Linked DNA regions of Homo sapiens: region 2 is linked to region 1. The links are chromatin loops, found by intact Hi-C in ENCODE. Cell type or tissue: gastrocnemius medialis. All regions are shown on one strand. Links, peaks and the distances in the headings refer to the core of each region. The heading gives the core; the rest is flanking DNA. Region 1 has its middle 63 kb from the start of LINC01267. Region 2 overlaps SLC6A6 (solute carrier family 6 member 6).

Region 1 (5,372 bases), core at 78-5,077:
ATCAGCAACAAGGCTGCTTCACTGTCTTATTGTTTGTGAATTCACTAGAATAACACTTTTAATTTCTTTCAAAGACTTTCCTTTGCATTCACAATTGGCTAACTATTTGGCACAAAAGGACTCACTTTTAGTCAGTCTTGGCTTTCGAGGTGCCTCCCTCACTAAGCTTAATCATTTCTAGCGTTTGGTTTAAAGTGAAAGATGTATGGCTCCTTCTTTCACTTGAACACTTAGAGGCCATCATTGGCCTAACTTCAATACTGTTGTGTTTCAGGAAATAGGGAGGCCTGGGGTGAGGGAGAGAGATGGAGGAACAGCCGGTTGGTGGAACAGGCAGAATACACATATTGATAGATTAAGTTCACGTCTTACATGGGCACAGTTCATGGTGCCCCTAAACGATTGCAATAGTAACATCAAAGATCACTGATCACAGATCACCGTAACAGATATAATAATACTGATAAAAGTTTGAAATATTCTGAGAATTACCAAGACGTGACACAGAGACACAAAGTGCACATGCACTGTTGAAAACAATGGCGCCGAGAGACTTGCTCAACACAGGGTTGCCAGAAACCTTCAATTTGTAAAAAACACAATGTCTTTGAAGTGCCATAAAGTGAAGCCCAATAAAACAATAAAGGCATGCCTGTCATGCAGATGCTAGGTAAACATTTGCCAAATTAATGAATGATGAAAGAGCCTTGTAAGCTGTAAAGTGCCATTCAAATTCCTTAGTCCAGCTAACAGCCGGCAGAAGCCAAACCAATTCATTGGAGTGCTCACATAGCAGATTTTTTAAAAGCGTGGCTTGAAGAAGGGAAGTAAAAGCTTGTCTGCAGCAGCGGCAGAGTCTGCAGGCCTCCCCAGAGGGTGGGGTGGACTGTGAGAAGGCCGTGGTCATTCAGCCTCCACTCACAGCCTCAGGAATGAGGACTCCCTGCCTCTGGAGGCAGTGGCTCCTTGGTCATCTAAACTCTCTCCCACCCCTGACTCCCATGCTGGCTTCATGTTTTTCTCCCAGGGTCAAAGAGAAGAGGATCCAAGCCAACAGACGGATATTCAGAAAGATGAGACAGGGGGAAGGTTAAGTCATCCCAGCCTTGAGAACAGAAAGAACAAGATGTTCAAAGCTCTCTGCAGAGCAAGCAAGGGGATAAGGAAAAGAGTGGGAAGTCATCTAGTGGAATATGAGAGAAATGTGGACAAAAGGAGAGGCAATCCGTGGAGAGAAAAAGCGGGGGAGTGGGGAAGGATGAAGCTGAGAGGGGCTCCTAAGCGTGGAAGGTGCTGACCTCTCCATTCTCACAAAGTGCGGTCATTCATCAACACCCTCTGTCAGACACCCGCCGTTTGGACTACAGTAGTGAGCAAGACAGACAAAAATCTCTGCCCTTGTGGAGCTTAAATTTTGGTGGTGGAGACAGAAAATAAGCAAGCAGAGGATGAAAGTGTATGAAAGCAGTAAGGACAATGCAGAAAGTTGAAGTAGAGTGAGGTGGTTGGAGGCACCAGGGGCTATTTTCCATCTAGGAGGTGACATTCATGCTGAGACATGAATGAGGATAAACAGCCAGTCAAGGAAAGATGAGGGAAGAGTGTTCCAGGAAGAGGAGTGGTGAGTGCAAAGTCCCTGGGGTAGGAATGGGCTTGGTGTGTTCAAGGGAAGGAGTAGAGTGAGCCCAGAGAGTGTGGCAGGGCATGAGTGGGACTGGGGGGCAGGGCGTCAGACACAGGATTTTTAGTCAGGGTAACAAATTGGAATTTTATTGTAAGTACATAGGGTTTCAAAGAAAATATCACATTCCAGTGTCCACACTGCCGGGGTGCTTTAAAAGTAGTGTTGAGAGAGAAATCAATCATTCATAGAGGGTTCGTTGTGAGCCAGGCTCTGGAGCAGGGTCTCTTGCAGCCTTTTTTCCATGTGATTCTTACTGGTAACAGAACTAGAAAGCCGCTGAGTTCAAGTCTGGCATGTGTTCTACTATAACACAACTTCACAGCCTTTCCTCAAATGAATGTGGATTCCTTACAGTTAATAAAGTGCTTTTATATGCACCTTACCTCATGCGCTCTTACAGAGTGCTGTCACCTCTTTGCAATGGCCTTTGCAATGTTTCTGAGACCTTGAATGATGAGTCACAGCTCTGCAGCTGTTCTTTATCCTCAGCTTTCAGCAGCTTCTCTCTAAACAGGATCACTATTGATGTGAACTCGGAGTTGGATACAGTCAGCATCCGTGGAAGTTAGAGGCAGGTCACTGTGAGCCCATGTGGTGTCTTTGCTCAAATCAGAAAATGACTCCCTTTGCTCAAGATACTTCTAGCTTCCAAAAAAGTTGTAATAATTATTTTGTTAGAGTGTCCTTTGCAGCCATCTGCAAATAAATTACCTCTTTATGTATGTGAACCTACACTATTTTTGATATGAGAGAGGCCCACTTAAATGCAGCGACCTTGTGGAAGGCAGAACCTGAATGACTTTCATGATTTTCTACACCCCTGCACAAAATGTTTAGAACAGCAAAGCTATGAGTCCACGCAGAAAGGGAATCCATCTGGAAATGGCCACACTAGGACATATGCATGAACACATGCGATACCCTGGGGGTGACCATGACTGTCCAGGTTTTCCTAGAGCTGCTCCCCTTCACAGGACATTCAGTTCTGGTTCCCTCTCCCACATCAGCATGCTCTCCACCCCTCTGTAACACTGCCCCCATCCTAGTCACATTATGCACCTGCTCCAGGGTATGAAATGGGTTGAGCAATACTGGGTCCTTTTACAGTTCTCCTGGGATTGTGAGATGAAGTCCCTGAACTGTGCCCTGGGAAAAATCCCCCACTGTGACCCTGGGTGGTATTGGTCTCCAACACTCACCACACCCACGTTCCCCTGTGTGGCCAGCACCACTTCTAATGCCAGGGGGCGCACCTTTGAATTCTTCCAGCTCCTAAATTTAGAAACATGGATTAAATCTAAATAAATGGATAGTTATGTAACTTCTTGTCCCTTTTCACTACCCCCTCCCCTTGGAATAATCAGCCTTAATCAGCTAATGATGGGGCCCTGAATACAACCCCAATCCCCTGGGAAGCTATTGGGCTTACATAAGGAGTGACATTGGCTGGTATGCTTTAAAATACATTCTCTCATTCTGTCTTCTCTCTCTTTTTTCTCTTTCTCAATCTCTCCTACTCACCCATACATTCTGACACAGACACACACACACACATGCACACACACACACTCTCACTCCCCCAAACATGTCCATCAAGTGCTGAAGATGCTTAGCTAGCCTGGGATCAACTATATGCAAGCTGAGAGAAAGGGTTTACTCCTCAGGAGGTTCAAACTTATCACCTAAAAATAAATCACCTAAATCTGTAAATGACAGCTCATGCAGGAAGGAAGGGGGCTCTTTGCCATAGAATTATAGACTGTTTGAGGAAAAAGGGAGGGTCATTTGAGAACTTCCTAATCATCAGAACTGTCCAGCAATGGAATGGCTACTCTCAGGAAACAGTGAGCTTCCCGTCACTGGAGGTGAGTAAGCAGAAGTTGGGGATAATGGATAAGGATTCTTGCAATGAGCAGAGGCTGAATGGTAGCTTTTATGCAGGATCTGCTATGTGCCAGAAACTGTGCTCTAAAGGTATCGTAATGAGATGACAAAAAAGATTCATCTCACATGCCAAATCCTACCTATTGGGAGTGGCTGCCTGGAGCTCTGGACATACAGAAGATTCTGAGGGTCAGTGAGAAAGAATATCTTGAATGATTAGCAGTGTCTGTCATGGCTGCAGGATAAGCGAACAGAAGGTATCGATATGCTATTTGCCAATGATTTATTTTACTGTTTATTAATCCCTTTGTTGACGAGGAAACCGAGATTCAGAGGTCTGCGGTTGGTAAGTGGCAGAGCCAAGATTTGGACCCAGTCTAGCCAAAACCAGTCTGTGCTCATGGCCACTATACTATTCTTCCCCTCAATGACGTGAGGAATGGCGCTGGGGCTGCGTCCCTCATTTGCAAATGCTGTTGGCATGTGAGTTTTAGCCTCTGAGCTGTGGGTTCCAGAAGGTCATCTACTGGATCTGAAGGCTGACCCAAGGAGAAGACACACGTGCCACTCTCTGAGCCAGGACAGACTCCCTCCGTCCACCACCCGGCTCTGACTCCCAGCAACACTGGGAAGTGGGCCTGCCATGGATGATCAACACTGGGAAGTGGGCCTGCCATGGATGATCAACACTGGGAAGTGGGCCTGCCATGGATGATCAACACTGGGAAGTGGGCCTGCCATGGATGATCAACACTGGGAAGTGGGCCTGCCATGGATGATCAACACTGGGAAGTGGGCCTGCCATGGATGATCAACCTCACAGCACAGATGAGGAAACCGGGGCAACCAAGTATAGGCCATCTCTCCTCCTTGGATCCTGTGCTTGGTGGCACGTGAAAGCCCAGCGTTCCTGGCCAGAGAGCACATTCGACAGCAAATGCAGTGCAGAGGGACCCAGCAGGCACCTTGAGCCACAGCAGCCACTTCTCAGCCCAGCTGCTTCCTGCCAGCTCCCTGAGGCCATTAGCACCATGCCATGAGTCTTCTGATCGGGTTTCAGGCAGCCCCCAGTTGCAGGTGGAAATTACCCCTCCCCAACCACGTGATACCCCACATAGACACCTGTCCCTCCAGGTCTCAAACTGCTGGTGCCACAGCCAGGTAACATCAGTACCTCCCTCCTCTCCTGCTGGCCTCTTTCCAACAATTTCTTACTTCCCTCTCATCAGTCTCCCATCCTTCCTGTGCCAGAGCCCTCTCAGCCCTATTGTTCAGCTTCTGTCCTTACCACTTCCTCTGGGGGAGATCTTTTACCCCAATCCTTGCTAAGAAACAAAGCAATCAGGAGAACAGAGAAGATTTCAAATGCCAAGAACTTAAGCATGCAAAGTCCTAGAACAAGAAGGGGAACGTAACATGGGGCTGGTCCCTGTCCCAACCTTCCACTCTCTCCTTTGGTTCAACCTTCCACTCTCTCCTTTGGTTAGGATGGGGACATTGGCCGAGCACGGTGGCTCACGCCTGTAATCAACACTTTGGGAGGCCAAGGTGGGTGGATCACCTGTGGCCAGGAGTTTGGACCACTCTGGCCAACATGGAGAAACCCCGTTTCTACTAAAAATACTAAAATTAGCCTGGCGTGGTGGTGGGTGCCTGTAATCCCAGCTACTCAGGAGGCTGAGACAGGAGAATTGCTTGAACCCGGGAGGCGGAGGTTGCAGTGAGCAGAGATTGCACCCCTGCACTCCAGCCTGGGTGACCCAGCAAGACAATGTTTCAAAAAAAAAAAAAAGATGGGGGACAC
Region 2 (5,372 bases), core at 160-5,159, 160 kb before region 1:
CCAGGGTCTTCCCAGCCAGAAAGCAGCCGATCAGGATCCCAGCCAATCCCTACCCAGCAGTGAGGGCGTGCTCAGTAAACTGTAGAGTGTCGTGCCGAGGGAACGCCATGGCGCCCTGCCACTCACCTGTGCCTCCTAAGTACCCCAGGAGGAAGCTGCACAGGCTCCCCACAGTGTTAACACAGCTCTCCCAGCACAGTCTCTGCCCCTGTCCAGGCCCCTGACGCCCCCAGGATGATTTCCAGCAGCCTCTTCGTTGGTCTTCCTCCCTCTACTCCTGCCCCAACAAGTCAGAGGGAATCTATCAATACCTATGTCAGGCCACATCCCTCCTCTGCTCCACGTCCTCCCAGGGCTCCCGCTCCCCGGCCAACACGGCCCTTCTGACCCTGCCATTCAGACTCACTTTTAAGAGCGAGGGGGTGCCAATTAGTAAACACACAGGTGAACGGGTGTAAAGGGGAAGTGTTCTGGGCAGGCTGCGGGTGCGGGCGCCCAAGCCCTACCCTCATCCCCCAGACTGCAGCATCACTTCCTCCTCCTTCAGCCACCCTAGCTGCTATCTGGGCCATTCCCTGAACAGGTCGAACGCGATCCTGCCTTAAGGCCTTGGACCTAACTGCTTCCCTCAGCCACTTGTTCCAAAACTCCCTCGCTCCTTTCCTTCAGGTCTCTGCTCAAAGGCCACATCCCCAGGGCAGCTGTTCCTGGCCACCCTCTGTAAAAAACATCCCTGGTCACTGTCCTTCCCCTGCCCTGAGCCTATTTCTCATCACTTATTGCTTTTATATTATAATTGTACATGTGCTATCTATTTAATGTCTGCCTGTCCCACTAAAATGTCAGTCCCAAGAAGGCAGGGTCTATGTCTGTCTTGATCACTGAACAGTGCCTGGTACCTAATAGGTGCTCAGCTGACATTAATTGAGTAAATTAATTATACCCATTTGGTTGATGGGGAAACTGAGGCTGAGACAAGTTCAGGAATGCACCTGAAATCACTCAGATAGAAATCAGCCATGGACCTGGTTCCTTTTTACTGATGCCACCCTGGGGCCAGCCACCTCATGTGCCGGGCATGGTGCTGGCCTTGGCAAGGGCCCCATCATCCCCAGCTTCCTCGTCTGTCTCATACAGAGGGAGGAGACTCCGAGGTAAGCTGCATTCTTGTCCAAGAATAGTAATGATTCACTCCAGGGTGGGATCCAAAAAAGAACTGCCTGGACGTCTGTTTTGAGTCGGCCGCCCTGCTGCCGTCCAGCCGGCACTCAGAGATGTAAATACGTCCTCCTAGCGGGCCAAATCGTTTCCTTTTGACTGCACGCCAGCCATTTATTGGCCATGGCTCTCCCCTGGAGACTAGCAGAGGCAACAATTATAAAAGGGCCCGTCCGCCCAGAGCACGGGGCCGTGCAGCCTTTCTCCACCGCCTCCTCTTTCCGACAGCTGCAGGGGAAGATTGGCTGAGCAGGCCTTGTTTGCAAATATGACTCATTTCTTTGATTCTAATAAAGTCTAATGATACGTGCCGAGCTCCCAGGGGGTCTGGAGGAGCCTAGGAGGAAGGCACGGCTCCAGCCTGATGGAGGGCCTCTGGCCAGGTCTGGCCCCGCCTGTCCTCCAGGGCGACCTTGGGACAGAGGTGACCCCAGACAGCAAGGAGAAGCAGGGGACAAAAGCTCTGCTTCCCCATCCCAGAGCAACTCGGCGCTCAATTATAAAGCCAGCATGAAATGACTGTCTCTGGGGCCCCAGCGGCTTCTCATGAGGATCTGGGAAAGTGCAGCTCACTGGCTTCTGCTGAGAATGGTGACTTAGCACTGCACACAGGGTGGGTGTAGGGGGTCCAGGCCGAGAGAAGACCCCAAGAGTAACCTGGGAGCGGGGAGACACACATGTGGCACAATGTGACCTGTGACCATGGACTTGGGCTCCCAAGCCTGGCCCGGGCTCTGGGCTGGTGGCTGGTGGGGACACAGACAAAAGGTTAGCTGGAGGCAGGATGCAGTGCTGAATGCCAGGGCTGGAAGCTTTGCTCCTTCTAGCTGTGCACGTGACCTCGGGCAGGGCACTGCACGTCTTGCATCGTCAGTGTCCCGTGGCCCCCTGCAAAGCACATCCCTGGTCTTAGCTCCAAAACACTCAAGCCAGGCTGTGAGTCATTGGGACCACGCTACTTCTGTTTACAGAGGAGAGAAGAGGGCGTGGAGAGGTGAGGTCACTGCCTCAAGGTCGTGCAGCTGGGATGTGTGGGAGCCAGAGTTGAGCTTTGTCTCCCCCCACAAGGAAAGGGGAATGTCACCCATTGCTGCTCTGCTGCCTCCTCTGTGAAAACAGAGGGAGGAAGGGCTGGCAGGGAGGGTCAACAGGGACCTTTCCTGCCCAGAAGAAGCTGGGAGATGGCTCCGCTCCCCTGGTGCCTCGTACCCCTGACTTCCAGAGACTACTGAGCACCTGCCAGCAGCACCTGCCAGCAACTCCTGCTGAAGGAAAGGACGGGCCAGGGACCTATGCATCTGGGGCATATAAGAGAAGTGAAAGGAAGCAACAGCTGGGGCTGGGCTTCAGCTTGAGGGTCACCAAGACCAACCTTCGAGGGTATCCTCACTGCTCTGCCGCCCAACTGGCTCCCAGACAGCAACGCGCAAAAAATCCTGACAAGATTCACTCGAGAGAAACCCCAGGGTCAGACGCTGCAGGGTTGGTGGCTATCTTCAGGGGGATTCAGATAAGTTTCACCCAAAGGGAACCCAGACCTGCTGAAGGCTGAGGTCTCCGAGGCCCCGTATACAGTCAGTGCTCAGCATACATCCAGCCTCTCTTTCCCACCAGTGTGTTCCTTAAGGAATGTCCAAAAATCACATTCAATTCAGTCACACCACCTCCCTTCTCATATACCTTCTATGGTTCCTCCTCCAAGAGAACAAAGTTCAAATGTACCCGCCTAACATTCAAGGCTTTGACCCTTCTCCCTGGCCCTACCTGGCCCTCACCCGTGCATCCTATGCTCTAGCCAAACCATCCCAAATACTCATGTGCTTTCAGAATGCTGACTCTGCATGGGCTGTTCCTCCTACCTAGACTGTCTTGTCACTCTCCTTTTCTGCCTAGTGAACTTCTACTCATCCTTCAAAGCCCAGCTCATATGCTCCTCCATCTGCAGATGGGGAAGTGAGCCAGAGAGAGGTAGTGATTTGCTGCTCCACGCAGGTGGATGAAGACATGGAACTAATGAGGAGATTCAGCACCCAGTGAGCACTTGCTGTGTTGAAATAGTCTCAATCCTTTCTGCCAGGGTGAGATCATAGCATGGGAAAAGCCATGAGAGGGTTCTGAGCTGGGAATTAACAGGTTGGATTCAGAATTGGTTACGGAGGTGCAAGGATAAGGCACGGAGAGATCCAAGAGGCCAGTGCTGGTGTCCAGGAGAGTGATGGGGGTCCCATGGGGGTGACAGTGCATGGGGACAGTGCTCAGATTGTAGGTATACTCTGAAGGGGGAGCCAAGAAGATGTGTGAATTGGATGTGGGATTTGAGGTAGAAAGAAGAGTTTTGGATGATGCCTAGCTATTTCCTCTACTTAGAGACTGAAAGAAATGACAGGGGCAAGTTCCTAGTACTATGCTCACAGGAGTCAACTATTCCCTACTGGTTCTCTTGCCTTTCCACCATTGCATGCCAAGAAAAGAGAAGGCTCTTGAAGGCAGGAGGCCGGGTCTTTCTTGCCCACGGCACCTGGCTCAGGGCTGGAACTGAGCTGTCCCCTGGTGTAGCTCTCTGGCCTCGGCCTGTGCTGTGAAGGCAGGTCACAGGAGGCAGTGCTGGTCTTGCCTAAGCCTGCTTTCCAGGCTCCTGCTCCATGGCCCTCAATCTTCCCCAGGGTTCTAGAAAGAGGGCAGCTTATTTGTGAATGTTCAGGTGGTCTCACAAAGCTCTGCTGGAATCTGGGGCTAGGGGTGCAGGGGTAGGAGAGGTGTGAGAGCTGGAGTGGGAGGTGAGTACCAAGCTGGCAGCCAGGGTTCTTTGGACAGAGCAAATCCATCTGGATCATGCAGAAGCTTGGGAAGATGCCTGCAGAACCAGACACTTTCCAAAGATAAATACTGTCTCAGTGTCTTCCAGGCCAGAAAATGGAGCTGGGGTGCTCAGAATGGAGATTCTGGAAGGCAAGGGTCCCAGAATACCCCCGAGGGCCCGGTCCCTCTGGAAGGTGTGAGTGAGGACTGGCCAACCTGAGGACCTCACATTGCTCCCAAGTGTTCCCTCTCTAAGACCCCTGGGTCCTAGACAACAGCGAGACAAGCAGAGCCCAGAAGAGGATGACCCCTTTACAATAGGGGGTGATTCTTTAAGTTCATAACACACAAAGAAACTGCCCTGAGGGGTAGTTTTATGCACTATGAGGGCACTCGATAAATAATAATGGATTCTGGCCAGGCACAGTGGCTCACGCCTGTAATCCCAGCACTTTGGGAGGCTGAGGCAGGCAGATCATGAGGTCAGGAGATTGAGACCATCCTGGCCAACATGGTGAAACCCCATCTCTACCAAAAATACAAAAATTAGCTGGACATAGTGGTGTGTTCCTGTAATCCCAGCTACTTGGGAGGCTGAGGCAGGAGAATTGCTTGAACCAGGGAGTCGGAGGTTGCAGTGAGCCGAGATCACGCCACTGCACTCCAGCCTGGCAACAGAGTGAGACTCTGTCTCAAAAACAAAATAACAGTAATAATAATAATAATAATGGATTCTCAGGGCTGGCCACCCAGGATCTCATGCAGTCAGGGCCATCCTACAACCTTGGGATGTCAGCACTGCCATCTCCCCAGGTGCAGGTGAGGATACCACGGCCCAGAGAGCGGGATACTTCCGCCTAAGCTAGAAGTGGCAAAGTGAGGGTTCAAACCCAGGCAGGCCAGTCAATGTCTGAGGCAAGGAGGTCCCAGCAAACGCCTTCAGTAACTGGCTGAGTGCCAGTGTCCAGGAGTGGGGAAGGCCCGGTTTTCAGGCCACTCCAAAAACAGCAGAGAAAGGACAAGGCTGTGCCTTGGACCCCATTCAAGTGAGAAAAAGGAAGTGCCAGCCTTTCTTTGTCTGTGAACTCAGCTCCCCAGGGAGCGGGGAACCGAGGGGCAATGATTGTGCTTCCAATGTCCCTTTTGTTTGTAAGTGGAAAATATACACACTAGAGGAACCCCCAGTGACAGTGGGCCTAAGGACCTGCCCTGAGCATACACTGAAGGCCTGGAGCAGCGACAGTGACACGGACCGACCAAGTAAGGGCTCCACACCAGTGAGGGCAACCGACCCCTTCTTTGCCAACGATGTCCCAGCCCTGACCCCAAAGCATGGCTGGGGCCAGTCGGTAGGC

The links. Peaks named below come from ENCODE experiments on the same cell type or tissue, not always from the same donor. Only the 100,000 strongest peaks of a DNase experiment are listed, where the experiment ranks them.
Region 2: it touches region 1 in a loop (1.8-fold over the local background); 8 of 110 quality-filtered maps call a loop at or near these places.

What each region holds. Positions count from the first base shown.
Region 1 is chr3:14,286,531-14,291,902 of GRCh38, reverse strand. No RefSeq gene overlaps it. Among named protein-coding and RNA genes, the nearest start is that of LINC01267, 63 kb to the left of the region's middle. RefSeq lists enhancers at 1-114, 115-816. In gastrocnemius medialis, for the core only: no CTCF peak of the experiment used is centred there; DNase peaks (open chromatin) are centred at 2,142 and 2,662; H3K27ac peaks cover 3,556 bases.
Region 2 is chr3:14,449,110-14,454,481 of GRCh38, reverse strand. All of the region lies in intron 5 of SLC6A6 (solute carrier family 6 member 6), which reads right to left. Among named protein-coding and RNA genes, the nearest start is that of SLC6A6, 49 kb to the right of the region's middle. RefSeq lists an enhancer at 2,209-3,016. In gastrocnemius medialis, for the core only: no CTCF peak of the experiment used is centred there; DNase peaks (open chromatin) are centred at 1,401, 2,131 and 2,426; H3K27ac peaks cover 3,846 bases.